2 separate regions of the Homo sapiens genome follow, and region 1 is linked to region 2. A link is a contact called in ENCODE Hi-C or POLR2A ChIA-PET data. All regions are on one chromosome and are shown on one strand. Each heading gives the region's core, a stretch centred on a gene start or an enhancer-like site at or near the end of the contact. The rest is flanking DNA. Distances are from core to core; before and after follow the strand shown.

Region 1 (6,907 bases), core at 4,030-6,529, 71 kb before region 2:
TTTCAAACCGAGATTTTTCTGCCACTACAGCCTAAATTTTCAGTCATTCTGCTGGAAGAAACTGGTGGTGTGGCTACCATGCAGGGAAATGCTTAGGAAAATCAAAGCTCTGGGTCATAAGCTGATACAGTCTTCAATTCTCAACTGACAAGGAATTTGGGATGTCCCCCTTTGGAATCATGTATATATACTATATTTGCACCCATTCTGTGAATATTTCCATATTATTTGTAGGAAAGCTCATCTTTACAAAGCTATTATTTATGAAACCATACCTGTAAACCACTCCCCCACCAAAACAAAAGACAAAAACCCAGCAATCAATTTTTAAAAGAATTCTGCTACACATTTGAATGATAGGTAATGGGAAGTCTGACAAGCTGCGCGTTCAAGGTCCCTTCCCAGCGACTCCACTATGAATAGACAATGAGAACACATTTGCTTTTCTCCAACAAGCCGGAAGAGCTTATTTCCCCCGTGCAATGAAAAGTTCTATGAATTGGGCCAGAAAGCTTGACTGTGATTTATCTGAAAACAACTGTTAAACATTTCAGAAATTAAACTTACTAAAATGTAGGGGAAGGAGGGATAAAATAGACACTGAGAACAGATATTAAATGTTCCTCTTTTGTGGTGAGGGGAAGGGTGGGGGGAAGGTGTTCTTTTTATTGATTCCATTCTTTCCTTTGATGAGGATTTATTGTCGTGCTTTTGAATTGCATCGGAGATATTCAGTGCCGAAAAGACTGGAGTTTTCACATCCAGGAAAGTTTGCATGGGACACAGCCTACCCGGTGGAAAAGACAGCCTTCACTGGGTTGGAAAAGCAATACTATTAGGTAGTATATATGGAACGTGTCCTACACACCAGGTTCTCAGCTAAGCGCTTTTAAACATATGTTTCATTTATTTCCCACAGCAGGCTCATGAGCTCAATAAGCTCAACAAGCTTATTGTTTCCATTTTATGGATTAGGAAACAGAGGGACAGGGAGATTAAGTAACTTGCCTGAGATTCCGCAACTGGTCAAAGGTAAAACTAGAATTCCTTTCTCAAGCTGTTTGACTTCAGAAACACTGCTCACAACCACTTTGCTAGATTCCCTCCCATGTATTTGCCTTCAACTGCACAGTTACTTCCAAAATGCTGTTTCATTGACCGTCTGCTGTGCTCCAGGAGCAGCTTAGGAAGTTAGCACGTCTATTATCTCAAATCCTCATGACAGCTCCATAAGGTGATTCTCTTTCATTGTTCTCATGCTCCAGTTGGGGAACTTGACATTCTGCAAGGTTTTGTGACACGCTTTTGGCCACATAGCTAGTCAGTTGCAGAACTAGAATTAAAAATCATGTTTCTGTGGCTGTAAAACCTGTTCCGTCTACTGCGACAGGCTGCCTCTAAGCTACTGCTGAGTTGAGTATCTGGCTGTTGATGCCTGGAGCAAGGGGCTGTCGCCCGGGCTATAGGGCTTTGGTCTGTCCTCCACCCTGGTGAGGACCAGTGTGAGAGTGTGAGCTTGCACACCCACATGCACACGTGCATTTATGCTCACAGCATTGCTGCTGGTGCTTACAGGCAACTTTATGCACAGTGGGAAAAGGTGAAAAGGCACTCCCTCTGGGCAGACCTAGCTCTGTGGTCACATGAGTTGAGCAGTCAGCACCTTTGTGTTGCAACTCAGCCCCTCTCTCGCGCTGCTTGACATCTGCAGCCACCTGGATGGATGCGTGTGCCTATACAGGTATACAGCACGTGTGGAATGTCTTCGGCGCTGTGCTGCCCACGGCCCTGGGCTCTGCGAGACCCATCCTGGAAACACACCTACATCCATCCTTAACCCTTGGAAGAGTGAAATCAATACCAGCAAACCCACATTTTTTCCTGCCACAAAACCTGACTCACGCACATCTGTTACTTTATTACGTCTTTACCATTATTTTCTTCACATTTGAATATGGATGATCTGGGAGCTATTAAACAGTTGTTTTCATAAACGGCACACCCTCACCTTCCTAGGATTCATAATGAGCTCCCCAACTGCCGGGCAGAAGGAGGTTTCTTCTCAGAAGAGAGTCAGCTCAGATGGTGAGCTGGGGGTCCAGGTGGAGCCGCCATTTCTCCCCTAATAGGACACCTGGAGATGGGCCTGGATTCTGAAACCCAAGCTGATCACATCTGCTCCATGGAATGTGGAACCCACTGCACCGCTGGCCTAGGAGTGGACCCCCAACCCTCAAAGCTCATGTGCAGATGGGCAAAGCTGGAAGGTTCATTTTCTTCAACCAGAGACCAGTACCCTGAGCTGGCTTGAAAATGGTCTGGATACTGGCTTCGTGGAGAAACGACTGAGAAATTGAAAGGGGCTCTGCCTTAAAATAAAGAGTCTGGGAGGCCCACCTGTACTGAAGGTGAAGCTTTGCCTGTTCTTTGTGCCTCTAGCTTAGATCCAAGGGTAGAGGATGAAAGATCTGTCTTTCAAGATAAAGAAAAACATTGTCATTCAAAGAGCTATGGGATTATGAAGCAGGCTGTCTCTACAGGTAGTGAGTTCGCCATCACAGGGAATAATCAAAAAGAATCCATAACAAGGAATATTGGAGAAGAAGTTCGTGCACTGGGTGTCAGGTTAGAGAGATCACTTCTCAACTCTGTCCCCTGAGATGTTGAATATATAACAGAGCAGCAGTCTGGCCAATCTGTGACTGGTATTTTGCTGCAGCTAATCAAGGTGGCTTATGTTTGCAGACCGAAGCAGAGGTAAATATGTAGAATTTATTACCATGAGCTCTGAAGCTAGATGGAGATGAATTCCAATGTTGGTTCTAGTGTGAGATGTGTGACCCTGGGCAAGTTTATTGATTTTCTCTAAGCCTCAGTTTCATCCTCTGTAAGCTGGGACTCACCTATCTCACAGGAAATTTTGCAGGCCCAATGGGCTACTGAATGCCGATTGGTGAGCACTCAATAAATGGCAGAGATATATGTACCATACATATTATCTTAAGTGCCAGGATCAGGCTGCTGGGAAGCCAGTAACATGCTTCTTGTGCATGTAACACCGCACACATCTCTCTCCTGGCTCTAAATGCATTCTACGTCTCCCTTATTTTTGAAATTAAAATTTGTTAAATGCAGCAATGTTTTTATTGTCAGTTAAGATGATAAAACTTTCCTGGGCAGTCTGGCCTTTTCAGAAATAAAGACCTGAATTTGTTAGTATTTCTATTCAAATTTTGGACTCTCATATAAGTAAACCATTCCCTCTCTCTCTTTCTCTCTCTCTTAAATCACATACACACAAATACTAGTATTTTAAAAAATACATTCTCTTGGCTATGAGAATGACGTGTTGGGGGATCTTTTCTTTCCTTTTCTTTTCTTTTTTTTTGAAAAGGAAACTCCTTTTCGGGGTTGGCATGACATTAATAAAAATAATAAGGGAGAAGGTTTGGAGAGAAAAGGTAAATAAGGCAATTCATACATCATCTGCAGGAGACACAGAAGTAAGGCAGAGAAAAATCACCACCCCGCCATTGTGCGCGGGGAGATTCTCATGAGTCAGCTCATTTGCTGCTTTCTGGCCTCCCAGCTGCCGCTGCAGTGGGGTTGACTATATCTTCTAGGTGCAGGGGGCCAGGTTTGGAACCCACTCACAATTAGCTGGGCTTCTTTTCTGCAACCAGTGCTGATAGAAGCATCTCTTCACATATAGCAACTTAAAATTCAAAAGAATCCCTCTCTGTCCCAACCACACATATAGACACACAAATGCACACTTGCACACACTTGGACAGTGGTGACCTTCAGGGCCTGCATGCAGAAATGACCAGCTACCCAATGTGTGGGGCCCAACACAAAATGAAAATGTGGAGCTTCTTGTTCAAAAATTATTAAAATGTCAAGACAGCTACAGCAGAGCATTCGATGTGTATGTCCCCTTTGAGGGCACAGGTCACAGGCCCATGAAGCTGTCCCTATTGTGTGCTTGTTTAGGTCACAAGTCTTCTGGGTATGACAGTAAATAGATCCCAGGGTGGCTTTCCATTGTCCCTTTGATGAGCAACTGCCTTAAAAGTGTGTGCAATGGAAGGAAACAGAACCTTCCATTCTGGAACCCAAACTCTGCCTCTATTCTGGAACCCAAACTGTGTCTCCATCCCAGAACATCTCGAAAGAAGCAGAGGCTGTTCTGAAGGGTGGGGTGATAGTCCCCAGACTGCGGGGAGATACCACACCTCCAGGACCAGTTAGAAAACATTAATAAAACCTCAGAATTAGACAGCTTTACAATCAGAGGATTCTCGAGAAACAGTCTCTCTTCTAGTGTCCTCATTTTCCAAATGAGAGCAATGAAGAAGCCAAGAGGAGGCAAATATATGTTCAATAAAAATAGGCAATATTTATTGAGCCCTTTTGCTGTGGGCCAATGTGCTTCTAAGCACTATATTTGCCTTTAACTCACAATCCATACAGGGGATAAACACAGTTGTTGTACCCATTTTATGGAGGAAGAAACTGAGGCTTAAAGTTCGGTAGCCGTCCTGCAATCGCCGAGCTAGTAAATGGCAGAGTTTCTTACAAACCTGATTCCAGTGACTTTGTAACTGTTCTGCCATGTCCAAAGCGATTTAGGAAGAGTCCCTGCTTCCTACGGCAAACTCAGGATACCCTCCGCTATCCTTCAGCGGTGAGTCCCTTCCCTGGGGTTTTCTGATATTCCCTTTCAACCCAGTTGCTCCATGAATTCTGGATGTGGCTCTCTCTGACAAGTTAATTCTCACCAGTAGACACAGAAGAGGCATTGATAAGAAGAGGCTCATCAGAGCCTAAGAAACAAAATAAGTTTGGTGCTTTTGTGGATAACAGTGGAGTGATATCAAAACCAGGCCTAAAAGAGCACGCATCCCCAGAGAAATTGAGGGAGAGGCAATGCCATGCCAGGCCCTGGGCCCCCACTGTGAATGAATTACACGCTCAGGCCAAGGTAACGCAGGCCTTGGCCAATATCCCCAGGTCTTTCCTGCCCTGTGCTGGCCCAGACCCGGCCCTCTCCAGCCAGGAATGGGAAGGCGGGTGGGAGGCGGGAGAGGTCTGCATCAGAGTTGGTCTCAGAGCCCCAGCAGGGCCTCGTGTTCCATCCAGCAAGGGCCCCGCTGCCAACATCCTTGCCAGCCAAGCTGTGTAAACATTCGAGCTCTTCTGGCAAAAGCTGACGGCAGAGAGGGAAGAGACAAAGGCTTCTCCTCCCAGGACTGGATGTGGGGAATGTGCCCCGCTTCTTGTGGCTTCCTTCCTCACTGCCTCCTCCTTCCTGGGCTGTGCATCACAACCAGGGCCTAGAGGGCTTTGTTAGAGACCAGCATGGTTCACGTCTCCACTTCTCCTTTTCAAAGAGAAGTCCTATTTTTATTCTGCTTCTGCTTAGAATGCCAAGGGTTTGCTACCACGCCTCGGAGATGGTTTCACCAAGGCAGCAAAAAAGTCAAGTAACTTCAGCAGTGCAACCTACGTGTGTCCAGGGTAAAAGCCCCAAAGGAGATAAACAGAGATATAAATATGAAGACTAGAGCAGTAGCTATCATGAATTATAGTTATTATTTTTTAATTGAGGTGAAATTCACTTAACATATAATTATCTGGTTTAAAGTATACAATTTGTTGGCCTTTAGCACTTTCAGTGCCAGGCAGACATCACCTCTATACAGTTCCAAAACATTTCCCCCCATTCCAAAGGAAGCCTCATACCCATTAAGAGTCACGCCCCATTCCCTCTCCCCGAGCCTTGGGAACTGTTAATCTACTGTCTGTCTCTATGGATTTGCCTCTTCTCGACATTTCAGATAAATAGAAACCTATGAGACATGCCCTTTCTGGTGTGTCTTCTTTCAATTACCATAATGTTTTTGAGGTCCATGCAAGTTTTTGGTTTTTGTGCAAGATTTTCCTTTATGTAGTCTGTGCTATATGTAATTTACTTTAAGTCAGTATAGGGTAGGAAAGTGGGCTCTGGTAGGATGGTAGCTGTTGAGCCCTGGCTGGAAACGGCATATTCAGCCGGAAGAGCTGGGGAGCCTTTGGTGCAAAGCAGGTGCCAAGAACGCACTGGAGAGGGAAGCAGAAGCAGTACTGCTGAGCAGCGCCCTGGGACTGGCAACAGCAGGAGTTGCTACACTCTAGGCATGAAGGGGCAAGGCTAGGAAGGAGTGACCTACACCCAGGAGGAGAGAGGCCCATGGAGAAAGCAGTTCAGTGGAGACCCCACAGAGAGGGAAGGAGTCAGGGAAATGAATACTCAGTTTCACTCTGCTGCCTACCTCCTGCGAACACTCCCCATTGGCCAAGTCCAACAAGAAGCCAGAAGACCTGAGAGGTGCTCAGCCAATCCAGACACCACGCGGCCTCCCTGGGTGAGGCAGATTTGAGCAAGGGAGCACAGTGGATCTGGAAGGGCAGAATTATCCCCTGCACAGTGGCTCAGGGTTTGCAATGAATGACTCCCCGCTCCTTCCAAGGGTTGCTCCCATGCTGCGCCTTCTTCCTTCCCCGTGGTGGAGACTCTTCTTCCATCCCTTTTTCCTGCTGCAAATCTAGTCCTCACGTCCATGTCTCCTGCTCTGCTCTGATCCACCATCCTCTCACACTGCAGGACTGCGGCCATCACCAAATAGGCCCTTTCCCCCACTTAAAAAGAATGAGATTTTCATGAAACCCAAGTCTAATGCTTTCAGGTAATAACAATTAGGTATTTTATATATTTTTATAATGGATGCATACAAACTCCAACAGAAGAAAATGCTTATGAGTACTAGAGAAAATGGGATATTTGGCAACCCTTATTGCAGTGACTTACATGCTTATCAGTTCATTTACGAGATTTCCCAAACACATGTTGAGTAGAAAAGTAGGA
Region 2 (7,557 bases), core at 674-3,173:
GGTTGTAATGAGCCAAGATTGCACCACTGCACTGCAGCCTGGTGACCAAACGAGACTCCGTCCCAAAAGGAAAAAAAAGAAGAAAGAAGAAAGAAAGAAATTAGTTGAGGTTGTGCTGCACCATGTACTCATGCACCTGGTCGGGACTTCCTGTGTACCTACTGTGCGCTAGGCACCACACTGGTACAAAGGCAACTCACACAGCCCTTCCACTGGGGTGCTCACCTTCTGGCTCTGTGAATATGGTGTGTGCTTCAAGGCAGCATGTGCTGGGGCCCAAGACAGCTGCAAAGCCAGGGCAGCAAGAGCCCCCTTTTCTGGCTTTTCTTCCTTATCATTCTTAGAAACACACCATCTATTGCTTCCTTCCTGCATCCAGGTGGTAGTGGTGCAACTCAAGGGAAAGGAGAACTTGAACCATGTCCAAAGGGAAGGAATGTCATAATTAGGGAAGTGGAAAATAGAACTGAGCCAAAGGAATCTGGTTCTGACTGTGCCTGTCTGTTCTCCAGACTGTAAATAGGGACCTCAGTGAAGCGCCTGTGGCCAGAAGACCTCTCGCATCAAAACAAAACAAAGAAAAGCAAATCAACAACAGCAGCAACCCAAGTCCCTGATGCACTGGGTTATGTCAAATTTTATTTTCTGTGATTAATATATTGGTCTCTTTGGTTGCCCCTGTGATCTGTTTCGGTCGTTTCCATCCCGTGACTGCTGGGCATCTCCTATGCAGAATCCATGCTGGTGCTTCCAGCACTTCCTCTGTTGGCTTTGTCATCTTCTGTCCTCACTCTTACTGTGGTCTATGTAACATGGACCTCTTTCTGAGTGAGTGTCTATGGTTTTGCATCTTTCCATCCAATGGAGCAGAGCAGACTGTTTTTGCAGCAATATACTATTCCTTGGAACCTTTGTTTTCTTATCCAGAGCAAGAAGAGATTAATAAATATTAAGTGCTGGCCAGGCGCTGGTGGCTCACACCTGTAATCCCGGCACTTTGGGAGGCCGAGGTGGGTGGATCATGAGGTCAGGAGATTGAGACCATCCTGGCTAACAAGGTGAAACCCTGTCTGTACTAAAAATACAAAAATTAGCCGGGCATGGTGACGGGCGCCTGTGGTCCCAGCTACTAGGGAGGCTGAGACAGGAGAACGGCATGAACCCGGGAGGCAGAGCTTGCAGTGAGCCAAGATTGAGCCACTGCACTCCAGCCTGGGTGGCAGAGCAAGACTCCGTCTCAAAAAAAAAAAAAAAAAAAAAAGTAAGTACCTACCCCATAGGACGATAGGGATGGTGAAAGAGGTGGACTTGTGCAGGTGCAGTGCAAAGAACTGCTTAATACACTCTTATTCTTGGTACGTAAATGAACGATGAATGAACGCAAGGCAGTGCTGCGAAGTGCAGTGCCCTAGATTAGGATGTGCAAATCCCAGACTCAATCCCTGCCTCTGCCTCTTGGAGCTAGGGGACACGACAATATCTTTAAGATAGAAGGGGCTTTGGAGGTGGACAGGCCTGAAGTCAAGCTTGATTATGGCTCTTTCGATGTAATTGTTAATCTTAGGATGTCTCAGTCTCTCACATGATGAGGACAATAATTAATTCTACCTACCTCCCTGGACGGTCCCAGGGATGAAAAGTGGTGTCTGTGAAGTGTGGCAGAGCGCACACATGGAATACGTGCTTGAAAAATACCAGTTACTGTGATCATTATTGCTTTCCTTTTATTTCTTCCTAGCGCTTCTTTTCATTAGCATCTCAATGCCTCTGGGACATGGGCAGGGATCATCCAGGGCTCAGGGAAGGACGGAGGACCGTGCCAAGAGAAGGCAGACTCTGCACGACCTCGCTGGCTGTGCAGACTTAGAAAACTGATCCGCCCTCTCTGAGCTCCGCCCCCTTCCCTCCTCTGTGAAATGGAGGAAACAATCCTGTCCTCGAGGTTCCCGGGAAGATAAAGTGAGGAATGTCTGCAGGAGCCACTGACGCAAAATAAGTACCCAGCAAATGCCACTTCCCACTGCCCCGTTCCTTACATAATTCTCCGCAGCCTCCTCCAGGCTGTTATCTCCTTGGCAGTGAAGCCGGGCGCTGTCTCTTACCCACATGCCCCAGTTAATATTTCAAACGTCCTGAGTTTCTAATTGTGGCGAAGCCTAAGAGCCACCTAATCCGCCCGTGTATTAACTGCTCTACCTCCAAACGGGTGCCTCTGGTCCCAGGGCTGACACTGCTGAGTTAATAATGACTCGATTCATTCCTCACGCCAAGTGCAGGAACCACATAATCTGCGGGGCAGAAATAACTCCTGTAATTGGAAATGCCTGAGGGAACCCCCCACAAAGGGCCTTGTAGCTTGGCATGTGGGAACCTCCTGCCCCCACTCTCTTCCCCCTGCCCCCCCAACGCCACGGGGCCTCTGCTGTTTTCTAAAGCCTGCTCAGACCTGGCGTCTCTAAGAGACAGGCTCTCCAAGGGATGGCATTCCAGCCCCAGAAATATGCTCAGTAGTAGCCCCGGCTTCCCGGTGCCCTGGGGCCGACTCCTGTCTCCACAAACAGGCCTCCTAGAAGCCCAGGCCAGCAGCCCCTGCAGAGGCGGAAACCTCCCGCCTGGCCTGTGTCCCACTCTAGGTGAAAGGGGAATGCGGCCCACGTCTCAGCATGTGGGAACCCCCTTCCCAGCCAAGGCAGAAGTTTCTGTTGTGAGGGAGTGAAAAGGAAGTGCTAGGATTGAGCCTGCCCAATGCCAGCCTACGGTTTCTCTCAGTGAACTTAGTGAATGTCATGGCCGAGAAGCTCGTGCTCTGGAAGCTAGCAGAGAGTAATGCCAGGGTTTTCAGAGGCCAGTCCCCTCCACGGTGAAGCTGGGTGACCGGCATGAGCTCTCGGAGGTGTCCTTTCCTCAGCTGTAAAATGAGGGGGCACACAGGCCTCCTTGGGGGACTACATGGGTGGAATGTGCAGTGGCTGGCTCTGGGTACCTCCTCAACCACCTTTGTCTCCCTCACTGTAAAATGGGATGCAAAGTCCCATCAGCCCGACTTTAATGAAGTTGAGACATTCTTGAAGCATTTCAAGCAGGATGTGTGGCTGTGTCCCACACCTGTACAATCTCAAACAGGCCACACGGTGGTTGTGCAGCCTGGGGTTCTCTTACACCTGTAATGTACGTCTTCATGTTCCCGTTTTACACGGGGGATTATTTAATCTTGGATGACATGTAATTTGCACGAAGGAGAGCTAGGATTGCAACACAAGCGAAGATGACAGCAAAGTGTCCATTTGGTTTCCTTACAGCATGCTCTCTTCCTTACTCCTGTCTGTAAAATATACAGAAATGCACACACACACACACACACACACACACACAGAGAGAGAGAGAGCTTTCTCCCATTTTAGTCTTTAACACATGCCTTGAGAGTGGGCAGGGCAGATGCCGAGGTTATTAACAGTGTGGGGGATACATGACCATTCATGCACGTTCAAACTACTTCTGAAAGCCCTGCTTGTGACTCTAAAGTGCGGGATTTCTGAACAAATAGTCAGATCTCTCACTTTCAAAGGAGTATCAGCCATTTAGAAAACAGGCACCTTGGGAGACTTTGCCCAAGACAGTCAAAAGCCTGCCTGCGCTAAGTGTTGCAGCGTCGAGCCTGTGTGTGCAGACTCTCCAGATGCTGGGTCCTGCATGGCATGGTGGAGTGCTGGAGATGCCAAGGTGGAGACCCAGCTCATGTTTCCAAGAGGGCATCACGTCATCTTAGGGGAAGATGACCAGTGAAACCGACAAATATAAAGTGTGACATGTGGGAAGGGAAAGGTTAGCCCAAGGGTCTCCCTTTTAAATGTCTTTGCAACCAACAAGCCCTTTAGAAGTGATCTCAATTTGGTGAAACCCAGAAAAGTGAGTTACAGTCAAGTCTGGTGAACAAAATGATAAATAACCCTTTGGTGTAAAAATAAGCAGCAGTGAGAAGAAAGCAAGAGAAGCACTTTTCTTGTGTAATTGGCACCCCAGTTCCCAATGGGTCATCGGCAGTGTTATTTGAGAAGCGTTAACGCACATGTCTGATGCACAGTAGGTGTTTTGCAAATGTTGTTTAAAATGACCTATTTTAAAAATAAATTAATCTCAGCCAGACGCGGTGGCTCACACCTGTAATCCCAGCACTTTGGGAGGCTGAAGCGGGCAGATCACCTGAGGTCAGGAGTTCAAGACCAGTCTGGCCAACATGGCAAAACCTCATCCCTACTAAAAATACAAAACTTAGCTGGGTGTGGTGGTGAGCACCTGTAGTCCCAGCTGGTTGAAAGGTTGAGGCATGAGAATTGTTTGAACTTGGGAGGCAGAGGTTGCAGTGAGCCGAGATCATGCCACTGCACTCCAGCCTGGGTGACAGAGCTAGACTCTGTTTCAAATAAATAAATAATAAAAATAAATGAATCTCATTTCTCACAGACTTTGCTCTTTTTACAAATTGAGTCATAGGTTTTGCACATGAATGGGTGAAATCTTCTCCAACCGCATGCCTAAAATCACAGGGCTTTTGGTTTTGGCTTCCTGCACCCTTCTTGCTAATGAATTTTCCAAAGAGCAGGTCCCTTACCTGTGAATTGAAGGCCAAGCTTTCCTCACATGCTTTAGCAGACTCCTCTCTGAGTCCCTGGAGAAAAAGCCTTTGTTCGAGTTCAAGTTCATGCTTTTTAGCTACGAAGTATGGAATCTACATGGACAAATAACGAAGGATATGGTCAAGACAAATGCACATCTCGGCGTGAACTGGGGGAGACTGGCTTGTAAAGCCATCAACTCCTGGTGTAGGGACTTGAAAGATGAATTTGGGGAGAACATAGAAATGCCCTGAGAAGAGGACTAAAACTGCCACTGGCCAGCTGTGTGACCCTGAGCAGACAGTTCCAGCTTCCTGAGCCTCAGTTTCCCCTTGGGAAATGCAGATGAAAACAATAGCATCTACCTCATGGCCTGGTTGTAAGGCATGAATGACTGAATGTACATGAAGTCTTGGGACATAGTACAAGCTCAATGAATAGTAGCTTTAAAGAAGATTTCGCTATTGACCGCATCTATTTGACCACAGAAGGTACCTGTTTTCCTAAATCTAGGGCTTTGGCCTTGAATTCCAGGAACATCAAGGCTTTCAATCCCTCATTGTAATTTACAGGAAGATTTCAAAGAAGAATCTGTGTATATATGTGCATATGGTATGTGCCAACACCTGGTTGTGAATATGTGTGTGTGTGTGTGTGTGCACAGTCGCAGGTGTGCTTGTATGTGTGTGTACATATATGTGTGTACAGCTGTGTGTGTATATATGGACGTGTGTCCGTGCATAGGTATAGGTGTACTGCGTATATGTGTAAGTGGAGCCCTTGCATGACAGACTTCTTAGAGCAAGTCATGCCAGTCTAGGACAAAACAGAGTCTTCGTTGATGGGATGTGTCAACTCACTTCGCTTCTCCACACTCTGCTGGGACCCAGAAGTGATCACTCCCAACAGATAAGCAGCCGGATCTGGGCCCAAGTGATCTCATCACCAGTCGCAGACCATTAACAAATCGTTGCCTCCCTGGAATCCATTCCATGGCTAATGAAGCATCCAGTACCTCGATATGGGTTTCTGCCTGGATTCTAATCCATGAAAAGCTGAGCTCTGTGAACAGGACCAGAAAGGAACTAACCTTTGTGGATATTCTACTCTTTTCTTTATAATCTTTTAAAATGTAATATTTATATCATTTCCTATTCTATCATATAATCTTTAATAGGAAATAAAATATGTATGAATGATGATGTTCTCTATTAAAACTGTATATAATTTATTAAAATGGTATCTCATCTACTTTAATTATATATTATTTATTAAATATATATTGTGCTTTAAAAGTATATGTATACTTTTAACAACATAATCTATAACATAACATATGATATAAAACATCCCATATAAATTTAAGGACTGGCTCTAGTGAGCCAATGGGAGCTCACATCATAATAGGCTGGAGCTGGCTTGTAGCAGCCCCCAAGAGCCAATTGTTACATTTTCAGGTATTTTGCAAAAGCTGGTTGACTTCACATTGGTAGCTTGAAATCAGCCACCATGAGAGCATTTACACCATAGAAATTGGCAAACTTTAAAATTAAGGTTCCCCCTCTCTCCATGGTGAAGTCATCATTAAACATTTATAAGCACGTCACCGTGTGTGTGTATGTGTGAGCTTCACTGAGCTTCAGATAGGTTAGTCACCAAACATACATCATTTTCTTATTTTATTTAACCTTCACTGCAGTCTTCTGGCCCTGGCATTTCCTAGCTAGTGATGTTGAGAAAGTCACCTCATCTTGCATGGCCCAGTGTGCAGTTGCATGGGCTGTTTCACTGCACAACTCAGGGAGTGACATTTATGTCAAAGCCTATTTGACTCTAGTCTTCACCTATGCAACGGGGAGAACAGTCACTACCACACTACCTTGCCCTGAGGATGCTAATAGATCATGGGGCACAAGCTCCACATGTGGTGGGGCCTGGTAGAAGAAGAAAAGGGAAAGGTAGGGACTGTGGCCTATGTCCCATCTAAAGGAACAAACTCTAGGCCATCATTGCTATGTAGGAGTGCGAGGGGACCAGTCATGCCAGATCTTTCTGATTTATTACAAAGGAAACAAAATCTGGATTTTTAATCAAACGTAGAATTCCTCAATTTTTAAAACACCGCTAGCCTAAGTCCCAGCCCTACATCTCATTTCTCATGTGATACTATCATCCAGGAGGTGGCACACAGAAGGCACCAGGTGTGCTCATGGCAGTCGGTCAGTTGAGAACAGTAACAAGTTTGAGCACTCCCTCCCGGCTTCACATAGTATGAGCTTTTCTATCATAATCTGAAATTTATATCTTTCTCCTAAGTTCCTTAAGGGACTTACATCTAGTTCTTCTGTCCATTATTTTCAGATGACCTGCTAGAAAAGCATCACTTCCATTATGGAAGTGGTTAGTAACTGACCACCAAGAAGCTCAGAGCCACATTCTGAACAGTGAAAACAGTTGAGCTACAAATGTCATTCTGAGCACCCTGGTGGCCAAGGCAAAAAGACAACACAATCAGTTATATAGTTTTCATTGCTTAGGAAGATGAAACTTCACCAACTCCATCGTCCCGTTAATCTTCTAACTCTCTTTTTTTTCTGGTCATAGTATTATATATATATATATATATATTTTTTTTTTTACTTGTCTTATCTTACATTATGTATTTCCCTTAAGCTACTTTGAATCCTTTGCGAGAGAAAAGGAGTATAAATAATGACAGTCACCCTTTGGCAATGAAAGATTTAAGGTGCACAGCTTTCATAATTCAGGAACTATTGCAAAGGGACCATGATATGTGGGATTATGTAGCTTTGCTGAGCCCCAGATTTGAATCACATGATGTGGACGTGCTGTGGGGTTTAGTCAGTTACATGAAGGAAGAACTATCTTACCTGGTGTATTAGTTTGCTAGGCTGGCATAAGAAAATACTGCAAACCAGGTAGC

What was found. A loop is a pair of places that touch in the nucleus more often than their neighbours do. ChIA-PET counts read pairs that join two places held with the same protein, here RNA polymerase II (POLR2A). Pooled maps may share reads with other maps.
Region 1: a loop to region 2 is called in a map of CD8-positive, alpha-beta T cell, with 3 times the contacts of the local background. The contact joins two enhancer-like sites. A Hi-C loop is called at or near these places in 1 of 168 maps with a recorded cell type or tissue (CD8-positive, alpha-beta T cell) and 2 of 50 pooled maps. POLR2A ChIA-PET finds 5 or more read pairs at or near these places in 1 of 52 experiments (PC-9).

Annotation. Positions count from the first base shown.
Region 1 is chr16:79,507,728-79,514,634 of GRCh38, reverse strand. All of the region lies in intron 1 of LOC124903729 (a long non-coding RNA gene), which reads right to left. It also overlaps a transcript of MAF not described here. Among named protein-coding and RNA genes, the nearest start is that of MAF, 90 kb to the left of the region's middle. Within about 2 kb of position 5,279, at least 7 of the 41 ENCODE cell types and tissues checked have a DNase peak (open chromatin) inside an H3K27ac peak, as active enhancers do.
Region 2 is chr16:79,432,962-79,440,518 of GRCh38, reverse strand. It overlaps a transcript of MAF not described here. Among named protein-coding and RNA genes, the nearest start is that of MAF, 160 kb to the left of the region's middle. Within about 2 kb of position 1,923, at least 12 of the 41 ENCODE cell types and tissues checked have a DNase peak (open chromatin) inside an H3K27ac peak, as active enhancers do.